3 separate regions of the Mus musculus genome follow, and regions 1 and 3 are each linked to region 2. A link is a loop called in an ENCODE intact Hi-C map of the cell type or tissue named here. Cell type or tissue: heart. All regions are shown on one strand. Region 1 overlaps Wipf1 (WAS/WASL interacting protein family, member 1). Region 2 holds the start of Wipf1 (WAS/WASL interacting protein family, member 1). Region 3 overlaps Wipf1 (WAS/WASL interacting protein family, member 1).

Region 1 (4,000 bases), 87 kb before region 2:
ACCATAGCCACCAGCACTGGCGCCGGCTCCCTTTGGTTCTGCAGATGAAGGGAAGATGCTTGAGAAAACGCAGGAGTATTTACCAGTCCTAACTAACTCCAGGAAGCTGTAGCACAGGAATGAAACAGGATGGGCTGACCCTGGGCACTTAAAATAAAGGGACGAAAATTTTCCTCTTACATTTTATACTTATTATTGGCACCAAGAAATTTTATCTGATTTAGCCACTTTGCTGTATATTTTCAGTTAAAAATTACAAAAAAAGGATGACCTTTCATTTTCTAATAGGCACACGGTTTCAAATAATAAATGTTCCCCCTTCCTAAGAGCTGTGCCCCTTCTTTCTGTTTTATATAAATAATCACTTTGATGGCTGAACCTCCTTAACAATGTGGATTATCAATGTTGCTATGGTAACAGTGTTCTGATTTTAATGAGACCGCTTCTGTTCTGAAGCTAAATATTAACTATTAGGTTACCATAGTTTTTTTTTTTTAATATTTACTGTAAAGGAAGATTCTTCTATTTTAGGCTTAAATATAATATGGAACCTTATCAAATACCTACTTAGCATTTACTTAGCTGATTATATAATTTTTATTGTTTGATATTTAGTATAGATTTTAAATCTAGTATTAAAAATGGGATTATTTTTGGTCTTGGTCAATTACTCTTACTACTCTTTTTGCTTAGTGTTTTCTTATCATTAATGGTATATGTCATTTTCTTTCTTATTTTTAAAGATGTATTTATTTATTTTATCTATATGAGTATACTGTAGCTGTCTTCAGACACATCAGAAGAGGCAACGGATCCCATTACAAATGGTTGTGAGCCACCATGTGGTTGCTGGGAGTTGAATTCAGGACCTCTGGAAGAAGAGACAGCCTGTGCTCTCAACCACTGAGCCGTCTCTCCAGCCCATGTGTCATTTTCTTATTTCTGGAACTCCTTGCTGACAGTTTGGGTGGCTGTCCTGCCCTTGATTAGAATGTTTACAGTGTCTCTGACCCTGCCCACTAGAAGCCTCCCATCTCTACCCAGGTAGAGAGGGCTAAGAGTGTCATCCAGGCTTGGCAGGTAGCTCAGCAGCAGAGCGCTTGCCTAACACGCTCTTGATTGTGGCTTTCATTCCCACGACAAAGTGAAAACAAGAAAGAAGAAACAAAACGCTCAGAAGACCATCTGGAGACATCACCACAGGTCCTCTGGGAAGCAGGATCATTCCCAGGTAGAAAGCACTGGTCTGTATATCACTTGTGTGTGCACTGCCTGGGCGACATTCTGGTATTAGGACGGTGGCAGTTTCATGACACCTACAAAAAAGCTTTCTTTTTTCCAGCTTGGGAAAGATTCATACAGCATTTGAATTAGCTGTTCATTGAAGACGGAAACACAGAACTTACCAATAAAAACCTTTTAAATGTGAAGTTTTTCAGAGAGAAACTAATCTTGGAAAGCTTCTGTCTTTTTCCTTGCTTATACAGGCTTCCAGAGTAAAGTCTGACAAATTAATGATTTCCTAGGAAATTAACTTCAGGATTTTAAAATGAGCCAAGCACCGTGAAGCACACCTGTAATCTCATCACTCACAGAAGGAGCCATCTGAAGCTGGCTCCGCACGGGGCTTCATTATTCTATCCCCAACTCAAAATCCATCTCAAATCTCTTTATCGACTTTGGGAGATTTCATTTTATTCATTAATGTGTTTTTCTAAATTAGCCATTAGTTCTCCATCTTCCTTACATGTACAGCTCTCCGCTGAAGATGTAGCTTGGTGAAGAATTGGTAAGGATTATTTTACCTAACACGCTAAACCCAAACACAGCAACAATTTCAGGAGTGTTTGTGACACTGCTTTACTATGAGGTTTAAAATTTCACTAACTTTTAACTATCAGTGGTATAACATTGTCCTCGCCATTCAAGTATTAGTCATTGCTGAATAAGACAGAACACCACACACACACACACACACACACACACACACACACACACACACAGGACACATTTATGTGTGCTGTACTATCAGACACATCTATCAGCATTGTCTCCCTGGAGCGCCACCCATTGTTCATATAGGGAAGTGCTATATGGTTTAAATAGCCTTCAAGGCTCCCATGTGAGAAACCTGGTCCTCAGTGTGTCCATGAGAGAGGGTGTGTAACCTTTAGGAAACAGGAACTGGTGGGAAATAATGAGGCCATTGAAGGGGTTGGCTACTACCCTCAGAAGGAGCTACTATGGTTTCACAGGACTCTAGTTAGTTCTGAAAAGGGTTATCAAAAAACAGCAAGACTGTTTGCTCCCCAATCAGGGTTTCTGTCTTGCTTTATGGTCTGCCTTATGCCTTGACTTCTGACATTGTTGTGACACCATCCCCATGAGATCCTGATCAGAGCCAGGCCAATTCCAATGGCATACTCTCAAACCTCTAAACTATATATTAAATAAGTTTCCTTTCTTCATCAAATACTTCGTATCAGGTATTTTGTTATAGTAATAGAAAATGGGGGCTAGAGAGATGGCTCAGAGGTTAAGAGCACTGACCGCTCTTCCAGAGGTCCTGAATTCAATTCCCAGCAACCACATGGTGGCTCACAACCATCTATAATGGGATCTGATGCCCTCTTTTGGTGTGTCTGAAGACAGTGACAGTGTACTCATCTGCATAAAAAAATAAATCTTAAAAAAATTAAAACAAACAAAAAAAAGAAAACAGACTAAGAGAAAACAACTGAAATTGAGGATAGCTGACTGGCTTTAGGTCATTTGGTATATACAGCAGGACAGGGCTAAGTTATAAAGCTATCGTTCATAAGCCTTTGATAGAGCACCTAGGGAGGTTTTGCCTGCCATCAAATTCAAAACAGGCTGAATTCTGTTATTTGCAAGAGCCTGGACAGCAGTATAGGTATCCAGTTCAGCACAGGGCAACCAAGCATACAGTGGATTACATTTTGCTTCTGACAGATACTCACTCCTCAGCACCACTGAGCTGCTGGAGAGGAAAGGCTAGCATTATTTCCACACAATGGAAGATGGGCCTGGAAGACTCTGAGGAGTTTCCACTAGAGAGTCAGGAAGCCCAGACTGTCTAGTTTCCTTCAAAGTTGGCAAGGATCTTGCCACTCACTCCGCCAGGGCTCCGGATTCTTATAGTAAAGAGAGCAGGCATCCTCTCTCTGAGACTTGGTAGCTTCGCTAGTCAACAGCAGAGATCACAGTTCAGATATGGTTGTTGAACCAAAGCTTCCCAGACAGAACCCAGACAGAAATACTGTGTGGTGTTCTGATCTAGAGATCAGACTGCTAGTCACGTACTGAGAACCCACAGTTCCTCTCCGAGTGCTGTGCATTCATTCCCATATGCACCTGACATTTCTCTTCCAACTCTGACTCCCCCAGCCCCTGCCACTTCTTCCTTCTCTACCTGTTAGCTTCATTCCCCCAGTGATCTCCTACCTACCTCGAAGCTTCCTAAATCCTGAATGTTTATTCACCTGCCTGCGGAGCTGTGTTTGGTGACTGTCATGTCATCCCATTTCCTGAGTCTAAATGAGAGCTGAGGCTATGATAAATCTGGTGAGACAGAAAGGACGGTGTCAAGATGTGGATCCAATCAAGGACTTTTTCACTTCATAAATGCCGACGAGGAAGCTTACATTGTGCCTACTTGCTTGTTTATAGAGATCCTGTGTTACTGCAGGAGGCTTCTCAGACTCATATGTACAGATAAACAAACTTGTGATCTCGTTTCCTGTCTTCAAGCTCCCAGGAATCACATCTTTCTCTAGAATTCCTCTTAGCAGACAAGAGCGTTGTACACACATCATCTCATTGGGAGCTCACAACAGACTCGTGTGGCCAGCAGAGCGGTACCCGTCTCCACTTTACAAATTAAGACATTAAGGCTTGAAGTTGTGGCCTGGTGAAGTTGTGTGCCGAGCCCTGACTCCTGATTCCAAGGCCAGGACACTTCCCATGTTTCATGCTGCCT
Region 2 (4,000 bases):
GAGAGCATGACAGCATCTTCCAGTAAAGACCCTCGATGCTCAAAGAGCCATGAGCTTGATTCCAGCTGCAGCCTAATTGGCGTGTGTGGGGCTGGTGGCCTGGCTACGTGGGTTGCTGGAAGGCAGCTCAGTGGGGCCTCCGTACGGAAATCATCAGAAATCTAGTAGACTCCATTGGAGGACAGGCCCCAGGATGGCCAGAGCTCTGGGACCTAGATTCCCAGGTTCTTAGAAATGAACAGGTTGCAGCAAGAAATAAAAATGTCCTGTGTACTTTAGAATAAAAGTATAAAAGGAATAAAAGAATATTTGGCATCACCGTGGAAAGTGCTCAACTTTAAAACTACAGCTATAGTTAGGAACACATTCAGTTATCCAAGACTGTGAGAAAAAACGGAGTATCATGAACATTCATGAAACCTGGCTCATGGCGGCCAAAGCACCTTGGCACGGTCAATTTAAAAGACACAGGCATTCTGCTCTTTGCTACCTACCAACTCTCTGGCAGTTCCTTTTTGCTCTTGTGTCTTGTTGTTACACGGTGCCTGGTGACTGGTTACTTTGTATCAAATTGCTTCTTGCTGTCTCATAACCTGTTATCCTGTTCTAGCCTCACACCCAGCGGTGGAAAGACTGTCAACCGAGTCACACAGTAGGTTTAAGGGCATCCGGCAGTAGCTAAACACACAGAAGAAAATGTGTGAAATGGACAACGGAAGTAAGATGCGAATCCCTCCATCTGCAAATAAGTTCATTCTCCCTTTCTATCCCAGAGTTTGATCATTCCCTGCTTTCAGATCTCTTTGCTTTCCATCACGTAATCTAAAAGCGCTCATGTGATTCCCAAAGAGAAAAGCTACTCAGGGAAGACGGTGATGTCGCTGAGCGGATCCAGAACACTTGGAAAACCCAGTCTGCAGCTTCTCTTCAGCCGGCAACCGGCACTCACAGATATGTGTACGATCTGTACACATATGTGTACACCACCCCATGCCTCTGAGAGGATCAGCCTGGTGAACCGCAACTGGCAGGTAATCAGGGTAGAAGGCAGTGCCCTGAGCACTGTAAGAAGCAGAGAGCCCATAGTTTATGAAAGACTTTCTCTCTTTAAGAAGTCAAAAACATGATCTACAAACTTTTAAGTTATTTATCAATTATTGAAATAAGCATTTTTTGAGGAGGCAAAAAAAAATCTATCAAATGAAAATACAGTATTCAAATTATATGGAAGCTGTTAAAAGAAAACCTACCCAGGCTGCACACGTGTCCGCTGTCCCTGTGGGTCTACCTGCAGGCCCGCTCAGGAACCAGAGAGATGAAGGGCAAGGAAGATCCAAGACAGACTAGCGATTTTCAGAGAAAGAGACCAAATCTGCTCACTGTAGAAACCCTGAGGGGTTAGGAGCCTATAGCCCGGGGATATTCCTTGGAGATTAAGCAAGACCCAGTCAAACCAGGTTCCACACAGACACACCTTTTGTTAATCTGAGTTCAAAGTCTAGCCACAAACCGAGGATCTGGGTCATCCCTATTGGATTTCTCTTGCACTAGTTAAGTTTCACTGTTCTTTCTTTGAAAAGAAAAGCATGCTAAAGTAGCGGGAGATGAAGGCTGAAGGGAAGCGGTCCACGATTTAGGGAGAGGCCCCGGGCGCAAAGCCCTGACCCGAGCTGGCCGCCCTTTCAGGAGCAGACATAGGCACCTAGAGCGCGCCCATACCCGGGATCAGGCTGCCCGGGAGCACTGGAGCCAAGTTCTGGGAGCCCTAAACTCCAAAGTCACCCGCCCTCGGTGGAGATGGAGTTGCAGATGCGGTTCCCGGGCATCCCAGGGAGACCGCGGTTAGATCCATCGGGTCCACGGGCGGTCCTGGGTCGGTGCAGCCCCGCAGCGCTCAGCGGGGATCGCGGCATCTCGAGCCCCGGCAGCCGCCGCCCCTTCCTCCCGCGCGGGCTGGACCGCGGGCCTGAGCGGGGATCGCTCCCCTGGGCGCCGAGGACGCGGCCCCGACAACCCGCCCGTCTGCACCCCAACTCCGTGCACCCCGGACGCGCCCTGCATGGTGGGGCGCGGCTCCCTTACCGTGCAGCGGCTCCGGGCGGCTCCTCGGCCCCGCGGCGCGCGGGGCATTTTTTTCTGGGAAACTTCTCTCTGGGTCCGCAGGGCTGAGCCGGGGCGGGCAGGAAAAGCGCTCCGCGCCGGGAGGCTGCGACCATCCGGGAACTTCGCCGAGATGTGCGCCCTCCCCCTCGGCCCGCGTCCTCCCCCTACGGCCCCCGCCACACGCGGACGCCGAGGCAGCCGCTGGCCCTTCGCCCTTCGCCCTCGCCGCGCCCTGACTTCCGAGGCCGGCGGGACCGGAGCCTGGGCTGGGCTCTCCCCGGGGCGGAGGCCGAGGGGTCCGGACCTGCGTGCGCCCAGGAGCCGGACCTGGAAGGGATACCCAACCCAAGACGCTGTCCCTAGAAACTACCCGGGCCTCCGAGTGGGGTGCTCTCCCCCCAACACAGGGAAAGCCTTTTCCGGTCATCTCCACTCCGCTCCCGAATCAGAGGGCGCCCCCCGCTTTGAGAAACTTAAAAGTTTCCATTCACTGTAAAAACTGGCTTCTAAGATGGAGTGGCCCCACTGAAGCCCAAGGGCCACGCGCGTCCCCAATCCCCGCCCACTGGGAGCGCACAGCTCTTCCCAGGGTAAGGTGCCTATCGGTTGGGATTCTTGGAATCTTTTTTTTTTTTTTTTCCACCGACTTCTGCAAACATAGAAAGATCAAGAGCCGAGCGAGTATAAGGAGAAACCCGAGGCCCTTTCACATGGCTCTTGCCAGTTCTCAAAAACACCACTATCAGGCCTTAAAGGCAAGTTAACACTGGGATGACACATTAGAACATATACATTTGAAAGACAAAGACAGTTATGGTCAGTATAACTACTGGACCGGATAGTAAAGCTACCGAGACGACGTAGCTCTCTGGGTAAAGGCAGGGAAGCTTTGAAAGATGCACCTCAGAATGTGGCATCTAGAATGCCTCGGCTTCAGGCTTTCTGTGCTGAGTTGTCCCTATGTGTGCAGTCTCTGTGACATGCTTCTGGCGGATACGATAATCCTGGAAAGACAGCGACAGGGCCACCTCTCCTAAACTCTTATTAGCGTTTTTTTTTGTTTTTTTTTTTGTTTGTTTGTTTGTTTTTTTTTTTTTTTTGGTAGGAGTCTCTAAATGCACTCTTTCCTTTTTGTTTTGTTTTTGTTATTTTTAGGTCTCACCATGAATTCCAGGATGGTTACAAACTCCCACTGTTAACTGTATTCGTCTAAGGTCTATGCTATATTTGCCTTTTATGTATGTATTTATTTAATGTGTACAAGTGGTTTGCCTGCAAATATATCTATCTGTATCATGTGCTTGCCTGGTGCCACAGAGGCCATAAGAAGGTGTGGGATGCCCTGATAATGGAATTACAGACGGTTGGGAGCTACCACGTAGATGCTGGGAATCTAAGTGTCCTCTGTTAAGAGCAGCAAGTGCTCTTAACCGCTGAACCATTTTCTCCAGTTCTGGCGCATTGAGTTTGGATCTTTTCCTGGGTTAGCAGTGTGTGGTAAATATTCCTTCTTGTTGCTTGACAACACAGGGAATCCATGAGGAGGGTAAACAATCCATACTATGCTGCATTGTGCCGCCGGGTTGCTAAGCAGTGGGAGCAGCCAGGGACATTAAGTACACGTTCAGCTCGAGATGGTTTCTGCTGACATTTGGTCTTTCTATTGTAGACAGAGGCGCTCTGAACCTATTCTGCTTCTTGTTTCATGACTCCCATCTTGGGAGCCACTCTAACTCCTAATCCAGTGCCTTTGGACCTCCCACCCCCTTATAACCAGGACTTTATTTTGGTTACCTTCTCCTGAATAGATGGCAGTCTCAAACACCAGATAAGGGAGCTTACCTGCCTCATTGAGTTCTCACAGGAACCTCTGTGAAATAGGCATCTGTCTCTATTG
Region 3 (4,000 bases), 66 kb before region 2:
ATGGGGATCCGATGCCCTCTTCTGGTGTGTCTGAAGTGCACTTCCATATAATAAGTCAATAAATCTTTTTTTTTTAAAAAGAACTTCATAAAATAAATTTAAAAAATAATAAAGCTGGCTGGTAGTGGTGGTACACGCCTTTAATCCCAGCACTTGGGAGGCAAAGGAAGGCGGATTTCTGAGTTCGAGACCAGCCTGGTCTACAGAGTGAGTTCCGGGATAGCCAGGGCTACACAGAGAAACCCTGTCTCGAAAAACAAACAAACAAACAAACAAACAAATAATAATAATAATAAAGCTGAGATGTTATAAAGGGATGGTAGGAAACCACGTTGCCCGACAGCAACCATTACACGTGGGTTGACCAGAACCACAGCACGCACAGGGGTCACAGCAACGCTGCAGAAAAAGGACTTCTCCAAGGGCATCTGCCCAGTATCTTCCAGCCTCAACTGAAGCTACTCTTGTTATCAACCACAGTGGCCAGAATATTGTTTCAAAATATCTGATATTGATCCTCACTTTGGGCTTTGAAGGCTCTGCCTTCAAAACCCTTTGACCACACCCACAGTTCACTATCACAACCCACCCCCCCTTCAGTGGTCTGTTATTCTCAAATAAATATCAGTTATTGTTCTGAGAATCTGTCCTTGTTTTAAAAAAAAGTTTGATGAGATTTTTATCAAAAGCTTGTCACCACTTTTAGCAAACAGTGTGCCCAAGGCCGCTGATAACCAGTCTCTAAAGTCTCTAACTAGAGTTCATTACAGAGGTCGCTGTGGAATCCACAGAGAATCCACACACAGATGCAGAGGCCTGACCACTGGCTCTGTGTGTTGTGCCTCCTCTCCCACCCAAGATGATGTACTTGATCACATCCAAACTAAAGTTAGCCAGGTAGTAGTGGAGCAGGCCTTTAATCCTAGCACTCGGGAGGCAGTGGGCAGATCTCTGAGGTCAAGGCAAGTCTGGTCTACAGAGTGAGTTCCAGGAACAAAGGGGTTGCCACCCACAAGTTGAGAAACATACCTTAGATGCTCCTTCCTCTTTAAGTACTGTTTAATTTATCTGTTTGTTTGTTTGGGGTGTGTGTGTGTGTGTGTGTGTGTGTGTGTGTGTGTGTGTAGGTCAGCAACAACGTGCAGAAATTGTTCTTTGCTTCCACCATGTGGTCCCAGGGATCAAACTCAGGTTATCAATTTGATGGCAAGTGCCTTTACTGGCTAAGCCATCTAGCCAACACCCTCACACACAAATAAAAAGCAGTGGGACTTGGGAGGTGGCTCCGAGGTTACGGACACGTGCTCTTGCAGAGGACCCGAGTTTGGTAACAGTGTGCTCATGTGCATGAGCAGGAATGGGGGGGGGGCGTGCACGCACACACACACACACACACACACACACACACTCACACACGGCAGTGACGATATCATGTCACAGGACGTTCAGTACTTCTGTTCCTACAAACCAAGAGCATCATGTGTTTAGCTAGAAGAGAAGGCAGAAGGACTCCAAGTCCAAGCAGGGTCAGGGCAAGAGGAGAAGACAGGGAGAGCCAGGACCTCAAAGTTAGAGGCTTATCTAGTAGAGGAAGCTTTGGTGACCAAGAGAAGCATGGGGCTGGGTCAAGTTGTGGGCAGAGAGAGGTGGAAGTGATGTTGGCATAGTCTGTCACACCGGCTTTGACAACCATCTGTGCGCTGTCAGAATATAAGTGCCACTCAGAAGCCAAGAGTAGGGCCCAGGTCGAGTTCTGTCTGTTGTTTCATTTTATTTTGGTTTGTCTGTCTGTCTGGTTTTTTTATTGTGTTGTGGTGGGGATAAGACAGGAAGAGAGTGTTTAAATTGTTTTTTTTTTTTTTCCTTCTCTTCTGCATGCCGCCATATCTTCCTGGAGGTAGCCTAGGGAATACGATCCATGTGGTTTTTATACTGCTTGGTATTTTGTTATCCTCAAAGCTGTCAATATTTAATTGTAGCCATGGAGCTCCTTTGTACACAAGCCACCAACCGGTCACCCTGTTGGAATGGACCTGAGACACAGAAAATGGTCCAAGACTTGGGCTGGACAGCTTCTGGGGTGCAGAGGAAAGAGACATTTGGTCAATAACAGGGTGGGTGACCCTGCCAAAAATGGTAGAGCTGATCATCTTGGTTGCATCTTTTCTGACCTTTGCACACACATTAGGAAGCAGGAAGCATCTTCTAGTGTCTCTTTGGTAGCCTGACAGGATACTGACTCCACTGCAGACAAGCTGGGAGGGAGGGTTTTTTTTTTTTTTTCTTCAAGTTTTCCCAGTCAGTCATTTGGAGAACTCAGAGCAGCCGGAGGGGAAGGGAGGTTCTTGGAGGGAATCTGGGGTCATCTGGGTAGAACAAACTCTCATTTGGCAGGCCACAGAGAAAAGCAAACTGTGCTAAGAAGCAGGAGAAGAGAGACTCAGGGACCCTGTGCAGGGGAGCAGAGTGTGAACTCTTTCCCTAGGCGGTGACAGTGACGTGCTGAGGAGTGATGTTGCCAGCTGCTTCCCTTCCGTAGCAGCAAGAGTTGCTCACCACCGGAAGCAGAGGCTCTCCTGCTCACCTCACCCAGTGTCCACCGTCAACAAGTGCTCTCACCATCTTCAGAGAAGATTTCCATAAGTGAAATAGCCTGGCCTCAGACATCACTTCCAGTTTTCAAGAAAAGTCAGGGTAATCTTAGTTAAAAGGGTAAATAGAAGCAAAGGGGATTTTCCTTTCTTTCTATCTCTCTTTCTCTCTCTCTTTTTTTTGTTTGTTTGTTTTTGAGACAGGATTTTCCTGTAAAGCCCTGGCTGTTGAACAGTCCTTTCACACATCAGATATTTACATCAAGATTCACAAGAGTAGCAAAATTACAGTTATGAAAGAGCAATTAAAAAAAAAACCCTTTAAGGTTGAGGGTTGCTCCAACATGAGGAACTGTATCAGAGAGTGGAAGCATCAAGAAGGCTGAGAAGCACCCAGCTAGGGAGGTAGTAGCTCAGTCAGTTAAGAGCTTACCTTCCAATTATGAGGACCAGTGCTCTATCTCCAGACCCACGTTAAAAAAAAAGAAAAAAAGAAAAAAAACTAAAAAACAAAACCAAAAACCCCTGGCCACCATGGTGGCGCTTGCAACCGCAGCACTAAAGATGTGAGGATTTAAAGAAAGATGATTGCCGCTGGCTCGCTGGGGCTCACCTACTGGTCAGCCTAGGCTACTTGTTGAGCTCTGCCAGTGACAGCTGCTGACAGAATATGGACAGTTCCAGAGGATACCTTTATATAGTATAAGGACTAGAATAGAAAATACTAATAGTCTATGTTTCTTTTAAGGGTTTTGATACCTCAGACTTTTAGCTGGCACCCCTGTGTCCATTACGTTTGTTTTCAATATCTTATTTATATTAATCTTTGTCAATTTATTAGGTAAAAACTGCACACCTGGGCAACATTAATTTTAATTTTGATTATCAGTGAGACTGACAATGTCTGGCATTTGTCCACTTCTCATTACATCTTTTTTTTTTTATTAAATGTTATTTGAATTTTTTTTTAATTCCAGAGTCAAACTTTTATTTACCCAAAGTGTCATGTGTTATATTTTTCCCTCAGTGGTGGGGATCAATTTCAGGGCCTCGAGTGTGCCAGACAAGCATTCTCATACTAAGCTTCATGATTTTGTTTTGTTTTTTTTTTTTCAAAAACAAAATGGAACATTTACCCACTGGGCCTGGTGGGCAGTGGCTATTCTCGGGAGCTTATTAGACCACCTTGATTTTGCAAGTGTGGTTAAATTTTACTGTGACAACTGTGGGAATGGTCTCTGTGCCAGGCTGGAAGGAGGACGCAAGATGTCTAGGCACATGGCCCCACAGCAATGCAGGAATACCTGGAAACTTGTATTACGACCCCAAAACAATGAGGAATAATCGGTCTAAGCTTCCTTTATCTTCACTGGCTTCGTCTGCCATTATGAAACGATTTAGGAAAAAAG

The links. Peaks named below come from ENCODE experiments on the same cell type or tissue, not always from the same donor. Only the 100,000 strongest peaks of a DNase experiment are listed, where the experiment ranks them.
Region 1: a loop joins it to region 2, with 2.0 times the contacts of the local background. A loop is called at or near these places in 5 of 42 quality-filtered maps.
Region 3: a loop joins it to region 2, with 4 times the contacts of the local background. A loop is called at or near these places in 3 of 42 quality-filtered maps.

The regions. Positions count from the first base shown.
Region 1 is chr2:73,440,119-73,444,118 of GRCm38, forward strand. It overlaps Wipf1 (WAS/WASL interacting protein family, member 1), which reads right to left. Exons shown (of 8, transcript NM_153138.4): 4 at 1-38. Among named protein-coding and RNA genes, the nearest start is that of Gm13707, 55 kb to the left of the region's middle. In heart, no CTCF peak of the experiment used is centred here; no DNase peak of the experiment used is centred here.
Region 2 is chr2:73,527,245-73,531,244 of GRCm38, forward strand. It overlaps Wipf1 (WAS/WASL interacting protein family, member 1), which reads right to left and starts at 2,243. Exons shown (of 8, transcript NM_153138.4): 1 at 2,083-2,243. In heart, no CTCF peak of the experiment used is centred here; DNase peaks (open chromatin) are centred at 945 and 2,267; H3K4me3 peaks cover 2,280 bases; H3K27ac peaks cover 1,762 bases.
Region 3 is chr2:73,461,479-73,465,478 of GRCm38, forward strand. The region is part of intron 1 of Wipf1 (WAS/WASL interacting protein family, member 1); the gene reads right to left. Among named protein-coding and RNA genes, the nearest start is that of Wipf1, 66 kb to the right of the region's middle. In heart, no CTCF peak of the experiment used is centred here; DNase peaks (open chromatin) are centred at 1,433, 2,083 and 2,263.